Linked DNA regions of Homo sapiens: all the other regions are linked to region 1. Evidence: chromatin contacts called from ENCODE Hi-C or POLR2A ChIA-PET data. All regions are on one chromosome and are shown on one strand. The core of a region is the stretch at or near the end of the contact, and the rest is flanking DNA. Distances in the headings are between cores, read along the strand shown. Region 1 overlaps LOC101929129 (a long non-coding RNA gene). Region 2 has its middle 37 kb from the start of LINC00593. Region 3 has its middle 83 kb from the start of TLE3. Region 4 has its middle 170 kb from the start of TLE3.

The links. A loop is a pair of places that touch in the nucleus more often than their neighbours do. ChIA-PET counts read pairs that join two places held with the same protein, here RNA polymerase II (POLR2A). Pooled maps may share reads with other maps.
Region 2: a loop to region 1 is called in a pooled map, with 2.1 times the contacts of the local background. The contact joins two enhancer-like sites. A Hi-C loop is called at or near these places in 2 of 50 pooled maps. POLR2A ChIA-PET finds 5 or more read pairs at or near these places in 2 of 52 experiments (MCF 10A and activated T-cell).
Region 3: a pooled map shows a loop between it and region 1 (2.1-fold over the local background). The contact joins two enhancer-like sites. A Hi-C loop is called at or near these places in 1 of 168 maps with a recorded cell type or tissue (mammary epithelial cell), 5 of 37 single-sample maps with no recorded cell type and 5 of 50 pooled maps. POLR2A ChIA-PET finds 5 or more read pairs at or near these places in 1 of 52 experiments (MCF 10A).
Region 4: a map with no recorded cell type shows a loop between it and region 1 (2.6-fold over the local background). The contact joins two enhancer-like sites. A Hi-C loop is called at or near these places in 1 of 168 maps with a recorded cell type or tissue (heart right ventricle), 7 of 37 single-sample maps with no recorded cell type and 5 of 50 pooled maps. POLR2A ChIA-PET finds 5 or more read pairs at or near these places in 1 of 52 experiments (H1).

The regions. Positions count from the first base shown.
Region 1 is chr15:70,013,695-70,018,660 of GRCh38, forward strand. All of the region lies in intron 2 of LOC101929129 (a long non-coding RNA gene), which reads right to left. Among named protein-coding and RNA genes, the nearest start is that of MIR629, 63 kb to the right of the region's middle. RefSeq lists enhancers at 1,208-1,711, 3,118-3,167. Within about 2 kb of position 1,322, at least 4 of the 41 ENCODE cell types and tissues checked have a DNase peak (open chromatin) inside an H3K27ac peak, as active enhancers do.
Region 2 is chr15:69,795,800-69,800,439 of GRCh38, forward strand. No RefSeq gene overlaps it. Among named protein-coding and RNA genes, the nearest start is that of LINC00593, 37 kb to the right of the region's middle. RefSeq lists an enhancer at 2,640-3,839. Within about 2 kb of position 3,017, at least 3 of the 41 ENCODE cell types and tissues checked have a DNase peak (open chromatin) inside an H3K27ac peak, as active enhancers do.
Region 3 is chr15:70,178,165-70,183,146 of GRCh38, forward strand. No RefSeq gene overlaps it. Among named protein-coding and RNA genes, the nearest start is that of TLE3, 83 kb to the left of the region's middle. RefSeq lists enhancers at 2,426-3,009, 3,010-3,593. Within about 2 kb of position 2,972, at least 3 of the 41 ENCODE cell types and tissues checked have a DNase peak (open chromatin) inside an H3K27ac peak, as active enhancers do.
Region 4 is chr15:70,262,329-70,267,200 of GRCh38, forward strand. No RefSeq gene overlaps it. Among named protein-coding and RNA genes, the nearest start is that of TLE3, 170 kb to the left of the region's middle. RefSeq lists enhancers at 260-329, 370-519, 4,320-4,872. Within about 2 kb of position 2,048, at least 6 of the 41 ENCODE cell types and tissues checked have a DNase peak (open chromatin) inside an H3K27ac peak, as active enhancers do.

The DNA of each region.
Region 1 (4,966 bases), core at 72-2,571:
AACAGCTCTGCGCAGGTTGGTGAAGCTACCGTCTTGCCTTCCCCCTCCCCCCACTCCCAGAATGCAATCTACCGAAACCTCTTATTAAAAGTATCCTGGGGGTGATAAAAGTGTCACTAGAGATTTGCTCATTTTCTAAACTGTCATTAAAAAGAAATTTATGGTCAGGGGAAATATAGGCAGTGGAGGGTGGAGTGTGGGCAGGGAGAGAGGGAGGATGATTTCAAATCAGTCCCTTAATAAATTAAAGATGCTCACTTGCAAGAGGGGCTTGGAAAAGGAAATTGCTAGAAACTCATGGCTTTCTCCATTCCAGCTGGCCGGTGTCCTCCTCCTGCACTCTTCCTCTCAACTACACTCCCATTCACACCCACCCCTCCCCTCCTGACAAATCCACAGGGCAAATGCTTCCTCCCTGCGGGCCCACCCCATCCCGTCCTCCTCCAGGAAGGCCTCCAGTTCCCCTCCCTGAGGCTTCCACAGCCCCACTGTCTGAATATTAGATAGACTATGTCTCACCCCCACTATACTGTAAGATCTTTGAAGGTAGGAGTCTTGCCTCGAACTATTGCATGAATCTTAATCAAGGGAGGTGGAGGTGATCTCATTCCCTTAAATTATTAGGAAATGTTAACCGAGAAAAGGGAATGAAGAACCCAAGGAGTTCAGACCTCATTTCACACACGAGGAGCCTGAAGCTCGGAGGGGAAATGGAACTCACCTCAGGTCACAGGGGAGCTGTGAGAACCCGCCTCTCCTGGGGTCCAGCAGTGTGCCCAAGAGCTTACACTCAGAGTCCAACTGTGCCCTCCCCACTCACTGGCTTGGGGAACCTTGAGAAAGTCACCAAGCCTCCTGTGCCTTGGGCACCAGAGTTGTTGTGGGTATCAGCTGTGACGCTGTTCGTGCTTTGCTCAGTGATATTTTTATTTTGCATCACTTTGTCATTGGCATCATGATGGCAGGAAGGAAGGCAGGGAAGCTCGAAGCTGTCAGGGCTTCAGTCTTTTGCCTGGACCCTCTTCACCTGCTCAGCAATTGTCCAAGCATCCACTAAGTGCCAAGTCCTGGGCTAGGCTTGGGAGATACAGAGACCAGCAGGCATGGCCCCAGCCCTAGACACACTTCAGTCTGGTGGGGAAACTACTGCTGCGAATGTGGGGGTCCCCGATGGCCTGGCTCTCACTCCTTCTGGGTGGGTTGTGGGTTCACATTTCTCCCCCCACTGGACTTTGAGTAGCCCTGCCTCTGGCTTTGGCCAAGCAGGACCAGCCCAGAAGGAGGCCTCTGGGGAAAGGAAGAGGGTGTGCCTGGCAGGGGTGGGAACAAGGGTGTGGGGAGCTCAGCAGGTGCTGACCACTGAGAAAGGGAAGTGAGAGAGCAGGTTCAGGCCAGGTTGCAGGCTGGGCCCGTGGGGATGAGGCTCTTAGGTCTGAGCCAGGCCAGCAAGGTGGAATAACCCCGCCTCCGCCTAATGCAGATGCTCAACTCTTGCCCTGAGTGAGGTTCAGGAAGAGAGGCTGGAGGCAGGGGGCAGTCCATAACAAAAGGCTGAGAGCTGAGCCTGCCTCAGACCTGCTCTGCTAGCTCCACAAGCTTCCTGCCTGGGCCTCCTTCCCCGGTCGGCTGGGCACGACGCTGTCCTCTGCTTCCTACCCTCCGAACTGAGGATCAGCTGAAGGCAGTCAAGGAATGAGCACTCTCTGAATGAAAAGAGCACATTTCAGAACCTCATGGAAGCCTTTTAGTGCACATGCCATGAGGCCTGGGTGGGGAGGGGAGGGAAGAGGAAAGGGAAGAGGATTTGACATCGAGATGGAAAGAGGGAACACAGAACTTCTGTGCACGGCATTTAGAACACAAACACTGCATCACTGAACCATGAGGCTGCAATGCAGACAAAAGAAGCCTGGAGAAATCCCAGTGGGTTTCTTGGAGGAGGGGAAGGCTGGTTTGGGCTTCACAAGTTTGGTGCACACAGGGAGAGGGGAGAAAGTAAGGCACAGGCCACAGCGGGAGGGCTTGGGACCATGGGGGCCCTGCAGGTCTGGCCAGGCCATGAGCAGAGTAGGGGGTGGGAGGCTTCCAGTCTCTAAGGGGCCTGAGGACCCAGGTCCCCGCAGCCCTCCTGACCCCCAGGGGGCCCCTCCAGCCTGTTTGGTGGGTTGTTTGCCAGCCTCTGCCTGGGAGCCTCGGCCTTCCATCTAGACATCAGGCCAGCCTCCACGTGGAGGCAAAGGACGGCAGATCAAGGATGGGCTGACGGGCAGGGGGTGTGATCAGTGGAAAGTTCTGCCTGCACAACAGCACACTGATGCCTCCGGGGCCAGCCTTGTCCTGCGCTCAGGATTTCTCCCAGCCTGGCTTGGCCTCTGCTTTACTCCGACACTATTTTTATGCCTCGATACCTCACTTTGCATCTGTGGCTCTCTGTTTTGCTTTCTCTCTCTCTCTCTCTCTCTCTCTCTCTCTCTCTGTCTCTCTTCTCTGCCTCGTTCTGAACATCTCTGTCTGGCTCGCTGTGTCTTGCTTTCCCTGTGTGTCTCTCTCCATCTCTGTCCCTCTCTCTCTCTCTCCCTCTCAGGACTCCCTGACCCGTTCTGTGTGACTCTGTCCATCTGTGACCTGCCCTCTGTTACCACAGCACTAGCTGACAGATGCTGAGAGTCTAGGCTGGAGAAGTTTTTCGGGTTCCAGGCAGGCGTCCTGGAGACTTCAGCCTGCAGGGAGTGCGGCTCCTTTTGCTTTAATCTGGGGGGAATCTGACATTGGTTTCTTTGACCTCCTCTGCCTTTGATCTTTATCTTTGAAACCCTGTGTTGTTAGAATGCGATTGACTTCAGATGTTCTCATCCTCCCCAGAAAGCTGAGGGAACGCAGGGCAGGGGTCTGGCTGGGTGATCCCCCAACATCACATGGGCAAAGATCCTTCAAGGGCTCTGGGCTTCAGGCTGGACACCTCCAGCAGGCTGAGAGGCTGTTTGTGAAGCCTGCAAGCTCTCATACAGTGGAGGGCCATGTGGTACATGGGAACACCCGGGGCTTCAGGAAACAGACCTTCCTGGGTTCTAACCCCAGCCCTGCCATTGCTGCCTGAGTGACTCGGGACAGGTCGTAACTCTGAGTTTCTGTTTTCTCTTCTGGGGTTTCCATTTTCTCACCTCATGGGGGTAAAACTGAGCATGAGAACTTGATGCACTGATACGTGAAAGTGCCTCATGGATTACTTAGTATGTAGCTAGTGCTCAAAAATGTTCCATTTCCTCTGCCTTCCTCTTCCCTCTCTCCAAGACTTCATTCAAGTCCAGGCTTCGCTGGAGCAATAGAACATCCCTATAATAATTACAGGGCCTTGCTCATCATCCCTGCTTTGCAGGGCACAGAGACATTGATAGATACACCACTCTCACCCCACACCTTGTGCATGACCAGCATGTGGCTATTTTTACAGCATCTCCAGGGCTTATCAGCCCTCCAGCTCTCCACCCGCATTCATTCACTGAGGCGTCAGGTCATAGCAGGACCCAGAGAGTGTAAATGACAAGCACAAAACCAACAATAACAATAAAGTAACCGACTTATACAGCGCTCTTGTGCCTGCAAAGTCTTCCTTCAGACAGACTTTGTTGCTTTTCATGAGACTCCCCAAGAGGTTACAGATAAGAGGCCAGACCCACCAACAGTGACCTAGCAAGTCAGGGACAGAGCTAGGACTCAACCCCTGGTCTTCTGACTCTCAGACTAGCCTACCGTGTGTCACCAGCAGGCTTCAAGCACAGCTTTTAGAGACTGCAACTCAGCTGGTGTGTGCTGGGGCCTGTGAATCTGCATTTTAGTAAGCTCTCAAGAATTCTCATGCAGGTGGTCTCCTCCAATCTGAGAAACATCCCTCCCCAACACGTGGATGAAAGAAAGTGATTCTTGCTCAGTTCTCTCCCTAAAGTGGCAGTAGAGGTTTGGCTGGTGGTGATGGAACTCTGCCCCTTGCTGTGGGCAATTAGGGTCAAGGGTTGATTAGGCAAGCTGGAGGGAGACTGATGGGGCCTGGAAATGTGAGTTCTGCATCTGGTGCTGGGGTGCCTCTCTGTAATTCACTCTAGGGGGCTCCTTCCCAGGTGAGGAAATAAATTGGGGGTCACTGGTTCTCAACCGTGGCTGCACATTGAAGTCACCTAGGGGCTTTAAAAAATATTGATGTCTGGAAGCAGCCTGTAGAGATTGTGATGTGATGGGTCTGGGGTGTGGTCTAAAAGCTCCCAGAGGATTCTAATGTGGAGTCATGTTTGAGGATCACTGAACCGGGACACTGAGGTCAGTTCTACAAAATTCCAGCCTGTGACTGAGAGCAGATGTGGCACAAGAAATGTTGTCTTCATATGTCTGTGTGTCTGTGGGTGTGTGTATAAGTGTGTCCCTGCTTGTGTATGTAAATGTGCCTGTGTGTGTTATGTTTGTGTGTGAGTCTGCATATGTTGTCTGTGTGTTTTTCTGTGAATGCACCTGAGAGTGTGAGTCTGTGTGTGTGACAGAGAGACCTGGAGGGCAGGGCAGAGGGGATAGGAGGGGCTGTAGAGGTGAAGAAGGGCTTTCTGGAGACACAAGTACCCTGTTTTTATAGATAGAGCCCAGAGAGGGTAAATGACCAAGCCTGGACCCTAGGCCTCCACAGCACCAATATCCACAACCCAAGGGTCTAAGATAGGAGGCAGAAAGGAAAATCAGAGCTGGTGTATGGCTCCAGGTTTTGCTGGCTGACATGAATGTTTTGTTTGTTTGTTTTTGAGATGGAGTCTCACTCTGTTGCCCAGGCTGGAGGGCAGTGGTGCAATCTCAGCTCACTGCAACCTCCGCCTCCCACGTTCAAACAATTCTCCTGCCTCAGCCTCCTGAGTAGCTGGGTTTACAGGCCTCCACCACCATGCCCTGCTAATTTTTGCATTTTTAGTAGAGACAGGGTTTCACCAGA
Region 2 (4,640 bases), core at 1,767-4,266, 220 kb before region 1:
AGCCCCAGCAGACAGAGGGCTCCTTACTAAGCCTTCCAATCAGAGGGGCGCCCGCAAGCAGACAGAGACCTGAAGAAATACACACCACTCAGGGACTCAGCACAACCCACACACTGCTAGCTCTGTGGTCTCCTTAACCTGTACAGCATCCTCCCTGCCTCGGGTACTGAAGAAGGTGGGCAAGATGTCCCCTAGCTGCTGGGGAGGACCCCCAGAATCTTGACAGGCCTTGGGAATAGAGCCCTCTTCTGCAGGCAGTCCTTGGGAAGCTGGACACAGTGAGCTACAGAAGAAGTTTAAAGATCTGTTAGAGGCACAGATGTATCTAAATTCACAGGCAGTACTGTGAAGAGGCCTAGAAGGATGCTGGATTTAGGGGCCTGGCTTTGAAGTCCTGTCCTGATGACAGGGTACTGGTGGCCCATGATTTCATTTTCCTGAAGCCCCAGTTTCTGTACCTGTGTAATGGGGAAACACGCCTGCTGGCCCCCGCACAGCATCGTTGTGAGAAGAGATGGAAGAAGGTAGCTTTCAGGCTGGTTGGATAACTGCTGCCAATGGGAGCATGGAGTTGAGCAGCTGAACTTTTTTTTTTTTTTTTTTCAGACGGTGCCTGTCAGTCTCATTCTTGTTGCCCAGGCTGGAGTGCAATGGTGCAATATCGGCTCACCACAACCTCCGCCTCCCAGGTTTAAGCGATTCTCCTGCCTCAGCCTCCCGAGTAGCTAGGATTACAGGCATGTGCCACCACGCCCAGCTAATTTTTTTTTTTTTTTTTTTTTTTTAGTTGAGATGGGGTTTCTCCAGGTTGGTCAGGCTGGTCTCAAACTCCCGACCTCAGGTGATCAGCCCGCCTCGGCCTCCCAAAGTGCTGGGATTACAGGCGTGAGCCACTGCGTGCCCGGCAGCAGATGAACTTTCAATCGGAGCAATGGTATGATGGAAATGCCTGGGTAGAAAGGGGCTGAGAATGGGGGAGGGAAAGAGAATTGGCTGGATGGAGCCCCTGCCCCATCTCTGTCCCAAGGAGGCTATCAGTAGGGGAAGTAAGAGCCAGGGCTCTGGGCTCTGGAACCAGGCTGGCCTAAGTTTACATCCAAGGTCCCGAGAAGCTACGTGGCCCCAGGCAAGCTGTTGTACCTCTTTCAGCTTTTATTGCCTCTCTGTAAAATGGGGACAATATTCAGACCTCACAGAGTAGTTTGCAAGCTTAACGTGAAAAGGGATAACATATATAAAATGTCTAGTGCAGAGTCAGCACATCATACATGTAGCTGCTGGTATTTTCAACAACGTTTTGCTGTGGCTCACTTCTTCCAAGCAGGTAGTTCTAGGCAGCCCCCAGCCTGAGGATGGGTCCTGGCCCACAGGGAGGATGTGAAATGCTTCCTGGCTGAGGCAAGAATGACTTCAGCATCGGGTTCTGCCCGTGGCTGGAGCTCTGTGCTGCTGCCCTGATGGCTTCCTTGGTGTTGGGGTATCTGTCCTGCCTTGACCCCTGGCCCTGGCATCCCTCATTCCTGACCTAACCTATTCCTTCTTGACTCCTGGGCCTTGCCTCAACCATCCCCTTTTCAGCCTGCCTTGGTGGTGAGTGAGAGGAACTTGGGATCCAAGGCCCTCAATACCCTAGCCTTGAAGGAATCCGTGGAGGCTTACCGGTCTGTATGAAGCCAGTCTAGGGCTCCCCGAGGTGGTGCCTGTCCTATATCCCCTAATTTCCACCCTACAGGCAGAAATGAACTCACAGCTGATTTCTTCCCACCTGAAATTGCTCCTGCAGGCAACCCTAACAGGATCACTTTGAATCCCTGTGAGCTGCTCCTATAGCATCATGACCAAGGGCACAGGTCAGCTCTGAAGCCAGACTGCCTGAGTTTAAAATCCCAAGCCCATGACAATCTAGCTGTGTAACCTTAGGTCAGTGATGAAATTTTTGTGCATCTCATTTTCCCCACCTATAAAGATTTACCACATAGAATTCTCATGTGAATTAAATGAGATAATACAGTTCTTGGCACATAGTACATGCTCAATATATTCATCGTTATTTTCACTCCATTCCTCTGCAAATATCCACCTTAGATTTATGTCCAAATCCCTTCCCACCATCCCATGTTGGTGCTTCTTGGAGGGCGTGGTGCTCCCATGAACTCTCAGTCCTTAGGCCTGAATTTGAAATGTCTGGAGACTGACCTGGAGAGAAAACGAAGGGTCTGAATAATTGAATGGGAGGGATCCACGAAGGCCAGAGAGTGCGCTGGGGCAGCTTGTCTCCTTCTCAACTGCATTCACTCACCTGGATTGAGAAAGCAGAGATGCTGCCAGCTTGGGTAGAATAAGACCTCATCCTAAGGTCCCTCCCTTTGGATACACCACTCTTTCTCTCTGCAAGAAAAGAGAGAGAAAAAAGGTGAATTAAGCACACATCTGAGCCAGGTATGAGCAAGAGGCTGTTTCCGGGACCCCTTCTCCCTCTGACAAGCATCTAAGTTTCTGAGTAAGGAATTGCCCCAAAGACCCCTTTCATGTGCTTAATCCCCTTCCTAACTCAGACCCCGTGTAACCAGAGATACATGTTCATGCATCACCTCTGTCCTCAAGTTTATATCAGTGGCTGCTTCTATCTGGTGAGAAGGTAGAGGGGAGGGGTGGCCTTCTTGTGAGGCTCCATGCCTCACAAGTGCGGCAGTGTGGAGAGGCTGAGCAGGCTCGGCAGGCCAGCAGCACCCTGGGATGGCAGGCCTGGCAGGGCTGGTGCCATGGCAGCTGGCTTCAGGCCCACATCTCCAGTGAAGGCCTCAGAAAGCTTCTGAGCCCACATGAGGTGACTGGACTGGCTGCAAGGAGCTGTGTGAGTAGGAATTGGCCAGGAAAAGTGAACCCCCATTGGGCAAATTCTGGTCCCAGGCCTGGCTGGATCTTGCTGTGGGTGAAAACTGACTCTCTGAGTCTGGGCTGCAGAGAGAGAAAGAGAGATCAGTGAGATGGAGCTTCCCCAAAGGCGTGCATGGCTTCATCACAGCAAATCCTCAGGACGCCCAGGGAGCGCTCACTTCCCTACAGCCTTGTTGACACAGAACATGACATCCTCCTTCTCTTCCTCCCTTTTCATCTTTGCCAAGGCCATATCATTGTTGTTTTACTTTGCGCTTGTTTGGTTTTTCCTGCAGTTGTAAGTATTTTTTCCAGGTTTCTTGGCCACTCCTGTGACTTCTGTGAATTGCTTGCTCATCGAGACTGACCTTTCTGTGCTTGTTTTTGCTTTCTCTTCCCTGGATGAAGTAGTTCCTGGCTGAATGATGACTAAGAATTGGGTGAGAATGTGAGCATCTTACCTTCCAATGAGGTTCCTAAGATGGAAGGAAATGGGCCAGTCAGCCTGAAATTCTGGGAGTACATGAGTCCCTACTCCCTACAGGAAGAGGGGAGGGATAGTTTTCCTTTGAGAGTTTTATTGGGAGATTGAATAACCACTACAAACAAGTATCATTGGCTGAGCCAAATGATTCTGGTGGTTTTTCTGATGCCTAGATTCCACGAAAGATGGGGAATTTGGAGGCCCAACTCAGATACGGCTCAGCTTCTAGACCTGAGCTCGGACCTGCCCTAGAATTAGGGTAGGGAGACTCAGAGTCAGGGAGGCAGAGGAAAAGCAGACTCTCTCTGCTCCTGGAGCAACTGTGACGACCCCTCCACCTGGAGCCTGGCACGCCCCCATCCCAGCTCCAGGCACAGCTGTGGCCCCCTGCACATTTGCTGTCCGTTTACCTTTCCCTTGAAGTTTTCCTGTTTCAGAAACGTGGACCACCACAGCTAGAGAGGTCCTTAAAGGTCTCCCGTAGTCAGGACAGGAGCTGAGCAAAAAGAGAAAAAGTGAGAACTAAGATGAGCTCACATCCATATGAGCACATTAATGCACTTGTGTGAAAAGTTAAATATATGCATGCAGTATATCTAAAAACAAAGTGATTATTATTTTTCTACAAAATATTTCCTTCCTCCAAATTGTCCTACTAGACCTGTTTGTTAAAGAATGGTGATGTGGTGTTGGAGACTCCATGTGTGCATCCTCCCGAAATTAATATGCTGAAATCCTTATCGCACTGTGATGGTAGTGGGAGGCAGGGCCGTTGGGAGATAATTAGGTCATGAGGGCGGGACCCTCAAGAATGGGATTCATGCCCTTGTAAAGGGACCTCAGAGGGCTCTCTAGTTCTCTTTCTGCCATGTGACTGCAGCAGTCTGCAACCTGGAAGAGAGCTGCCATGCCAGAACCCTGCCATGCTAGCAACCTGATCTTGGACATCGGGCCTCCAGCACTGTCCGAAATAAATGTCTGCTGTTTTTATAAGCCACCTATTCTATGGCACTTTGTTACAGCAGCCCAGACTAAGACATAGGGGATGGGAATCTTTTCATCCACCCCTATTTTGCAGAAGGGGAAACTGAGGCCCTGAGCAGGTACACAATTGCCACACACAGCAAGTGGCATTTGATCCTGAATTTTCTGCCTTTGAATTCAGGTCCATTTCTATGATATCTGGCTCCAGTAATTGTACAGCCTGGAGCTGCTTCTTGCCTATAGGAAATATTCTTCAGGATTGAATAAAATAAGTCAGAAAACAGGCTATGTTAGC
Region 3 (4,982 bases), core at 1,722-4,221, 170 kb after region 1:
GATTACAGGCATGAGCCACCGTGTCCAGCCTCTTTTCTATTCTTTTAAAAATAATTGTATGGTGTTTCTCATTTAACTTATTGATATGATGTCTTATATTAGCAGGTTTTCTAATATTAAATCATGTCCACATTCCAGGAATAAAAATTACCTGATCATGGCCTATTCATGTTTTCATTTAAAGCTGCTTTTGCTTTGCTAGTATTTTACTTTGGATTTTTGTGTCAATATAACAGATTGTTAAGAAGGCAAGATCTGGAATGAGGCTGCCTGGGTTTGAATCCTGGACTTGCCATCTCTGGCTGTGTGCCCTTGGGCAAGTTCTTTCCCTCTCTGATTCTCCACAAAAAATGGGATAGTACTGGCATCCAGCTCAGCTCCTAGGGTTATAAGAATTCAATAAGAGCAATATGTGTAAAGTATTTCTACATTTATCTCATCCAAACCTAATGACCTTATGAATTAGGCATTGCCAGCTTCGTTTAATAAAATAGAAAACTGAGGCTCAGAAAGGTTAAGTGACTTGCTCAAAGTCACACCGCTGCTGAATTGCTGGTGAGATATGTCTTCTCCACTTCTCTTTGCCATCTCTCAGTAATTGAGAGCCATTTGCAGTTCTTCAAGGAGCAAACAGTTCAACATCTGCTTGCCTTAGACATACAATTTCCCTTGTTCTGAAGGACCATATTTTCTTTGTCTGAAAAACTTCTACTCATCCTTCAAAACCCAGGTCAAGTATCTCTTCCCCTATGCAGACTTTGTGCCTCATTGGAGAGATTCTGTAAGTTACCATGGCATCTAATGCTTATATTTTTATACCTGTCACACCATTTTGCAGTGGTTTCATCCTCCCCCAGGGTCCTAGGCCTCCGAGAAGGGTTCACCCCCATCTGTTGAACTGAGTGGAGAAGGAGTGTGGCATGGGAGAAAGGGCCCATGTTTTGGAGACCAACTGGAATCTAATTCTCAGCTCCACCAATACCAACAACTTATCTTTCTCCTCCCCAGACTCATTTTCCTCTTCTGTAAAATAGGAATAATATCTCAACCTCACAAGGCAGTTGTGGAAATCACATGTGGGTAAAGCCCTCAGCTCAGCACCCAACACATAGTAAGTGCTCAATAAACATTGTTCCTCTTTTCCCCCTTTTTCCTTTTCCTTTTTTTCCCTCTCCTCTGACACCTCTTTCTCCATGGGAGAACCACAAGCTTCCCGGCCAGGGGCCATTTCCCACACATCTTTCTCCCCACTAGCATCTGGCATGAGCCAAATAAGAAATGCTTCTTGATCAAGTCTCCCCACAACCTTGTGAAAAAGGAAGGGATTTGTGTACCCATTTTACAGAAGATGAAACTGAGGCCCTAAGGAGAAAAGGACCTGCCTAAGGTCACAGAGGTGAGTAAGCAGTAGAGCCAGCACCAGAACCTAAATTCCTTGACCTAATTTCTACTCAAAGGCATTGTTTCTCTGGCCCTAAAATGGCTGCACTTATAGAAATGCATTCCTCAACTTGCACCCTCTGGGACTGTGCCAACAGGTAGATGTTGAAAGAAAAGCAATGAGCCAAACCACACTCTTCCATTGTTTTTGGCATTTAATTATGTTACCCTCTCATAGCATCTGGGGGCTGAGTTCAGCACTGGGGCTGTGGTGTCAGCCAATCCTAGGATGAAATCCCAGCTCTGCCACTTTATGAGTTGAGTGATAAAAAACAAGTGACAGAATCAGGAGTTTTGTTTGACCCTTTGTTTTCCAAACTTGGCAGCATAATGAACAACCTGAGCAAGACCAACAACAGCAACACCAACAATCGGACTTGCCTAAGAGTTTCAGGAGACACATCTTTATCCTGGCTTTAAAGATGAGAAAATCAAGGCACCAAGATGCTAAGTAAATTGCCCGGATTTACAGCCATGGCACAGAAGAGCTAGATTGCAAACCTGGGCCACCTGGCTGCAGACGCTACTTGGTTTTTCTCGTGAGGGATGGGCTAGAGTTCTGAGGAAACGCTTGTGGGTGTGTGAGAGACCCTTGCTGGATGACAATTGGCCCCTTTCTGTCCAGAGTTAACACCCGAATCTTCAGAGGTACAAAAATCAAAGCAGCAGTAAGGAGCAGTGTGGCTCCAGGGAACTGACTGGCCTGGAGCCTGTATTACCAAAGGCAGCAAGAAAACACCAGGCTCTGGCCAGGCAGGCTTCGGTTCTGATCTCAGATCTTGGACTAGCTCCGAGGCCTGGCCCAGGGCAAGTCACCTCATCCTCAAGCCTCAGTTTCCTTGTCCAAGAAATGGGATAATAATAAGGAGCTGGTGTGAGGTTTGGCCCCCTTTGCTTTTTCACACCCTATAGTGGGTCATAGCCCAGGCTTGGCAGTTTAGCTTTAGGAGGAGGTCCTCTCCTCACTGCCCTCCCTCGCCAAGTCCTCAGGTACCTGCCTTGTTCTTGCCAACGTCTCAACAGTGCTCTTTCCTCCTGTCTTTGATCTCCAAACCACTCTGCCTCCGCGACCAGAATCTTCGTCTACCAGTGCCATTCCCCAGCCAGGAAGTCAGCAACTCCCCGCCTCTACCCGTCCTGACGCTGACCCTCTCCACGTGCACACACGTGCATCCACATACAAATGATCTTGGTTTGGGTTCTTCCAAAAGCGGAGTCAAGGACTCAAGGGCAAGTAGTTCGTTTGAGAGATGTCCCAGAAAACACCAGTGGGGAGAAGAGAAGTGAGAGTGAGAGGGAGGGTGCCCAGTACAGACGGGGGTATTCTCAAGCCAGTGGCCACTGTGGGTGCCAGGGCTCAACCCTCCTGGGAAATCCCAGGAAAGAGTCTAGAACTTCGATCTCAGAGCCGTGCCATTTGAGGGCCAGGGGGCTGGGCTATGACTCACGAGCTCTTGCCAATCACTGGGTGAGGGCTGCTCCCCAGGGTTGTTAATTCCTGGCACTACCAGTCTTTTCATGCCTGGGGAGCGCAGACTCCAGTGGCCACAGTTAGGTTCCAGCTGAAGGGATTCTGACGGTGGCAGACGGAAGCTGGCAAGACAAAGGGCCAGGGCAGGGCACCGACAGACTCTGCTACAAGGGTGGGCCTCGCACATGGAGGGCATTTGCATCTCTTGGACGGCCTGATAAGCACAGATTTCTGGGCCCCACACTCAGAGTGTCGGCTTCAGGAGGACTGGGGCGGGGCCCGGAGTCTGCATTTTTACCAAGTGCCTAAGTGGTATGCTGCTGGTTGTCCAGGGTCCACAGTGAAAACCACCGTGCTGCGCACACACACACACACACACACACACACACACACACACACACACACACACACAACCTGCCAAATAAAGTCCAAATGTCTCCGCCTAGTGTTCAAGCCACTCTGTCATCTCCTCTAAATACAGTTGCAATGTTATCTCCCGCAGGCCCCCTGCAGATATTGATGGCTTTTTTGTGCTGTCTCTGGAACCTGCTCTCTTCTTTCTGGCCTCTATATCTTGGCTTGCTCTGTTCTCTGCTGAAATATCCTTTGTCTGCCATTCCTGCCTTTTGAGACTGTGCCCATCCTTTAATTTCAATAGCTTACCTCTTTTCTTCAGTCCTTCCCTTGTCCCAACTCCTTCCCCTCGTCCACTTGCTCTGGGCCTTCATAACCCCTTATCTGGGCCTCTCCAGCAGCACTTGTGGCTGCCTACCTTTATCCTTAGGAAATAAGTGCTTGATTTATCCTCTTCGTAACACCCTACAAATCACTCTGTCAAAGAAGATCTCTTGATTTTCAAAGCCACCCTGGGACATAGGGAGTTGGGTGGTATTATTAGCTCTATTTTGCAGATGAGGTTGAGAGAAGCCAAGTAATTAGCCCAAGGCCACACAGCTGGAACTGGTTGATCAGGCTTTGACTTTGGGTCTTCTAGGTGGAAATTCTGCATTCTGCTCTCCCTCTTGTCTCCTCCCTGCTCTACTGGCAGCCCTCGAGGGCAGAGGCGGAAATACCTTCAATCAATATTTGTTGGATGAGTGGATGGGATGAGTTGGAATGGACTGGAATCTTCTTTGAGTTGTTCCCAGAATAGGCTCTTATAGAAAAGCTTGGCCTTTGGTTGACAAAATGCCTTAAATCCTTCATGTTGCCTCAGAGAACAGTTACCCATCTTCCCCTCTAGAACCCAGAAATTGCAGACTCTAAAATCCCTGTCTGGGGTCAGACCACCCTTTCTCAAGCTTTGCTTCATGATGAACCAACATCCTTGAGCCATCCCCTTCCCCTGCCAGCAAGGCTGAGAAACTCCATGGTCATCTTATCCCTCCAGGTGGCCCCCAATCATCTTCCCATCGTCCCAGAACCATCAGCAAAATCCTAGGAAATGTGGTTACTTCCAGTGAGCAAGGGATACCCATGACTTGTGACTTATAGAAATAAAGGGTCTTGGGGAGAGTGAATCGAAACAAGGGAGAGAAAGGGGTGGGTGGGTGGATGGTGCTTCTTGCAGGGATTGGCCTTTGTCTGCAATGTCTGGGCAGAGGGGGACCCTGTTCGTGGTCCTTGAAAAGGGAGTTCAGTGTGAGGGGACCTGACCTATAGTCAAGAGATCTGGGCACACTTTATCTCTCTGAGCCTTGATCTACCTGTGTACCCTGACTTCCTCAAAGGGCAATTTTAAGAGCCAGATGAGATAATGATTATGCAGGTAGTTTATAAATCACAAAGCCCCATACTATATCAAAACCAAATTCTTATTATACAGACAGGGAAGCCGATTCCCATAGAAGTGACCCAAGACGCACAGTTGATCAGCATCCCAGCATTCACTGGGATATGCCTTACCATCCCCAGGCTCCCAGCTTCTCTGTGCTGACAAGGGATGGAGCCCTGGAGTCTGGGGCTAAAGCTCCAGATCTGGCGCCACCTCTGGTACCAGCCTACCGTGTAATCTCGGGCCAGTTACTTCATGTCTCTGGACTTCAGCTTCTTCGTTTTTTTCTTTTCAAAG
Region 4 (4,872 bases), core at 798-3,297, 250 kb after region 1:
GCAATTACCTAATTGCCATGGCAATTAGCCAGTTGCACTCTATTTTGAAGGTGCAAATGGAAAATTGCAGGCATAAGGGGTAATTTTTGGGCACAAAACTGTGCCCAGAGAACTTTGGCCTTGGCCCCGGGGGCCCAGGGGAGACTGGAGAGCTGGAGAGAGCCAGGTCTGGGGTGTGAAGCTCTTCTCCCAGGTGGGGTGGGACTTGGGGGTGGGGAATTCCCCTATAAGCAATTCACATCATCTCTAATGCAGAGCAAGACCAACCTGCCAGCTCTAATTATAGTGATTTTCATATTATCACTAGTGCTGATGAGAACTCATCATCAATACTCAGCAAGGTCATTCAAGGTGCTGAGAGAGGGTGGGAGCCCGACCTCCAAACTTTCCAGGCTGGTGTGGAGGGCTGGGTCACAAGCCTACCCCAGAAGGCCACTTCCGGGGTGCAGGACGGAGCCCCAGAGCAACAATCAGGCTGCCTGGCACTTGCTGGCTGTGAGCACCTGGTGAGCAGTGGTGCAAAGAGGCCTGAAAAGTAAATGCGCTGAATTTCATGGGTGAAGTCCAAGGCTTAGCCCCTTTCAATCCCCTTCCTCTAGGAGTCAGCACTGCCAGGGGAGAAAGGAAGCAGGATGTCCACTTCTGTCAGGAGACATGTGACTCCAAGAGTAGCCCCTCCACATGACCAGCGCCTGGCCAGCTGCCTGCTTTGGGAGCAAGTGGTTGTGAGCCTGGACAGTGGGTGTCTGGGGCCTTGGGCTTGGGTGGGGCTTGTGAGCAGTGACAAGAGATGACCCCCAGGGGTGCCCTTGTCCAGAAGCCTGCACTGGAGGTCAGAACCTGGGATCTAGCTTGGATAGGGGAGAGGGCTCTGGGATACAGGAGAGGCCATCTGGGGGTAGGAGATGGGGGCTCCTAGGGGACTGGCATCGATGTTGCATTGACAAGGCCAGGACTCCATTTCTATATGGACTGTGTGTGTTTAGGGCAGCCTTGGGGATGCTGATGGGGAGTTGGGGGAGGTGGTGGCTGGCATTGCTTATAGTCCTTGTCTCCTTAGGAAACCTGAGACAAGGAAGTCCCCAAACGATAACTGAATCCTACCATGTGCCCAGCATTGGGCTAGGTGCTTCTGGCAATACAGAGGCGACCAATCAGTGGACGTTATCCTCACTGGCTAGACACTGGCTCCCTACTAGACAGGGAGTGTAGAGGGGTGTGTACAAGCAGACAAAGAAGGTTTGCGACAAGTGCAGGGACAATCTAGCTCAGCATTCATCTACACACTGGGGAGTTTACAAATGCTATTGAATGAAGAAATGAACCAATTAATTAATGAATGGTTGAACAAGATGCTGCCTCTCACTTGAGGAGGCTGGGTTTGAGGTCCTGGGCATTTCTCACAGACTTGAAGTCCATGCTGATGCACCCCGCTTCTCCCTGCCTTTTCTGGAAACGTCCTCCAGCCTCATCTCTCCTCCCAGCCCTCCAGGGAACCCCTGCCTGTGGGATACAGCTTTCAGCCTGCGTTGCTCTGGCCCAGAGATTTTTGGAGCTTTACCTCTTGGGCCCTTGCTTTCCTGCTGAGAGGAAAGGATGTACTTTTTTTTTTTTTTTTTGTCCTAGTACGTTGTCAAACTGGCTTTTAAAATCCCAAAGCTCCAAGGCTCTAAGCAGTGAAGCTGCGGTACAAGTGACCCCTCAATCCTCCTCTGCCATGCATGGGAGTGGCTTGCGGGGGAGCTCAGAGCTGGAGTGAGGAAGATTGACTGCAGGGCTGGGGGCAGCCAGCAGCCCCGCCTTCCAGCCTACTCCACTCCTGCTACCCGCTTCCAGCACTGGCCTCCACACAGACATCCAACTAAACACAATACTGTCCAAGGCCTCAAGTACAAGTTAATTAATTCACCAGAGGGAAGGCAGGCTATAAATAACTGATGGGAGCAGAGGGGGCAGCTGGGGCAGGTTTATTCACCAGCGGTTTCGCAGTCTCTGCTCTGGCAATACAGGTTAATGAGCACAGGCCTCCTTGCCGACATAATAGCGACTAAAAATAAAAAAAGAGGAACGAGTCACCCTCCCTGGTGAATCAGACGCCTCCAATTGTAGTTTCCATGCTGATACTGTAATTTTCCTGTTCCTCTTGCTCCTCCAGGGGCTGATGGAAACGGAACCCCCCCACCGCCCCCACCCGAAACCCCGCCGCAAAGGAGGCAGATCCCTTTCTGGTTTGTTTCCCTTCCTTTCAGGAAAGAGAGAGATGGTGGGTAGGCGGGAGGGAGGGCGACTGAAATCCAAGCCCAGACCCCAGGACATGTCAAAGTTGCAGACCCAACTCTGTCTCCTGTGACTAAATGCATGTCATTGCCCTGGTCTATTCCCTCCCTCTAGATTTGTCAGATGAAGAAACTGAGGCACAGGGAGGAAAAGCAACTTGCCAAGAGTCTCCCAGGAGTGTCCCAGGAGTGCAGGAGCCAGGCCCAGCACTCCCCAGCCAGTGCTGTCATCTCTGTTCTGTTCACTCCTCCTATCCTGGCCACGAACCTACACTCCTAGGTCCTCCCCAACGCCGGCTCCTGCCCCACCCTCACTCCACCCCACGCTCCACCCTGACCTCTCCAAGGGACCTATAGGTTGGAAATCCTCCAATTCCCAGCCCTCCTCTGGCCACTTGAGCTGCATATGCAGGTTGCCAGAAGGTTCTTGTTACAGGCCTTTGACCTGGAGGTCCCCTTGACCCACCTGGCTGAGGATAGGTGTGTGGAGCTTCCCAGGCACACGCTCCAACCTTTGGAGGAGTCAGCCAGCCTATACAACGCCTTCGTGTGAATTAGAAAAGGCTCCTCCTCTGGGCAGACACAGCCCATACCAGGGCTTGACCAGTGGGCCTAGGGTGGGTTTCAGGTCCCACTTGACCCAGCCCCCACCAGGTGCCTTTGAGCAGTGCACACACTGGACAACCTTCTCCAACAGGCCTGCCTGCCTCTGTCTTCCTGGAGGCCAGCCAAGCCCCCAAAAGTGTTCCAAGAGAGTAGAACTTTCATGAAAACTAAATGAGTCTCCCCACCTTTGTCCTCACCCCCGACCTCAGCCCCCTCTCCCCAGTGTATATTATGAAAGGAAGAAGACAGACAGGAACTGAATTGCCCATGGGGACCACAGCAGCCCTTTCCTGGAGGGAGCAGGGGGCTTGGGGACCCAGCACCTAGGGGGCTAAGAAGCGCACCACGGGAGGTGGATACAGAAACAGCTAAAGCCAGAGGGCAGCGCCAAGCCAGACTCCAGTTGGCTGACCCCGAGGCCCAGCCCTGCCCCCTGCACATGGGGATGCTTTTGTCCCACTAGGGCTCGTGCCTTAGTGACTGTCACCTGTTGGAGGAGAGAGGCCTCATTCTGGAGAATGGAGAAGGAAGATGGGCAGGAGGAGGGTTGCTCCACCTGCTGGGGGATGCAGTGACACCCTCTGGCAATTCTCTGGGTGCTCCATGACCAGCCACTGAGGACGATGACCATCTGGCCACCGGTTCAGCCACATCATCATTCTGTGACAATTTGCATGGCAGATGTCAAGCCCAGATGAAAGGCCAGTCTGTCTTCTATATTCCTCCTCTCTTCTCGCTCGCTGAAAACTCCCTGCAGAGGAAACTGGCTCTACCTTGGACCACGGGGCCCACGGACCTGTGGAGAAATTATTTTCTGTGGCTTTTCTCCACAGCTCCTTCCTCCAGCCTGCCCAAGCCTATGCGCAGTGAACCCAGGCACTCTCCTTACTCCCCACACCGTCAGCTTCCTGACTCCCTCACCGGCTCTCATCCCCCCACCACCCCCTGCTCCCCCACAAGGTTAACACTGCAGCTCTGGCGTCTTCCTCCCAGGCAGCAGCCTTCTCAGGGCTTCCTTGCTTCCCCTCTCCATCTCTGCCAGTGTCACCAGCACCGTGAGGCCAAGGGGCACCAGGTGAAGGCCCTTACATCTTCTTGTCCTCTCCAGGATGTGAGGCGGGGGCAGGAGAAGGAGAGGAGAGTGAGGGGTGAATTGAGAAAGGCAGAAGGCAACAGTGGTATAGCTGGAGGCCCACCATGACCTTCCACACAGGCCCAGCCGCCCAGACTCAGCACCCTCCACAGCACGACTCCAGAGGCCCTCGGGTCCTGCCACCCAACCTGTGGACTGACGGCTGCGCCCACGCCCGCCTTCCGCCCTCCTCCCTGTCTCCACCGCAGCAGTTTCCCTAACCCTCAGAGACCGCTCCTTCCATCAGCCCCTATCTGCTGCATCCCCAAGCTCCCTCCCTCTCTCGTGGCTCCTGGCCAACAGTGTTGCCACAAGTTCAGCCTCTTCTGGAAAGCATCCCTTTCTTGGCTTCCTGACCCCTTCCCGCTGTGGTCCCACCCCCGCTTTTCTTTCACAGCCAAACCTCTCACCTGGGGGCATCTACACAAGTGTTTCCCACTTCCTCACCTCCCACCTCCCTCAGTCTGGCTGCGGCCCCCTCCAGGCCGCTGAGGCTGGCCTCTGACAGCTGCCTCTGACCTCCTTGTTGCCAAATCTAGCGGACGCCCTTCCTCCCCCATCGCACGTGGGCTATGGACCCGGCCTGGCACTGCCGACACTTCCTCCTCCTTGACACACTTTCTGGCCTCAGCTGCTGGACACCCAGGCGTCACCGCTCTCCTCCCTGATTGTGGGCAGCTCAGCTTCCTCCTAGACGTGGGTGTTGCTTAGAGGGCTGTTCTGGACTCCCTCCTCTCTCACTCCACACCCTCCCTTTTGTTTTCACATCTTCACAGTGCCTTCTCTAAGATAATGACCCCCACATCATCAGCAGCAGCCTGGACATATTCCTTTGTGGTGGGACAAAGGCAGGCCCAG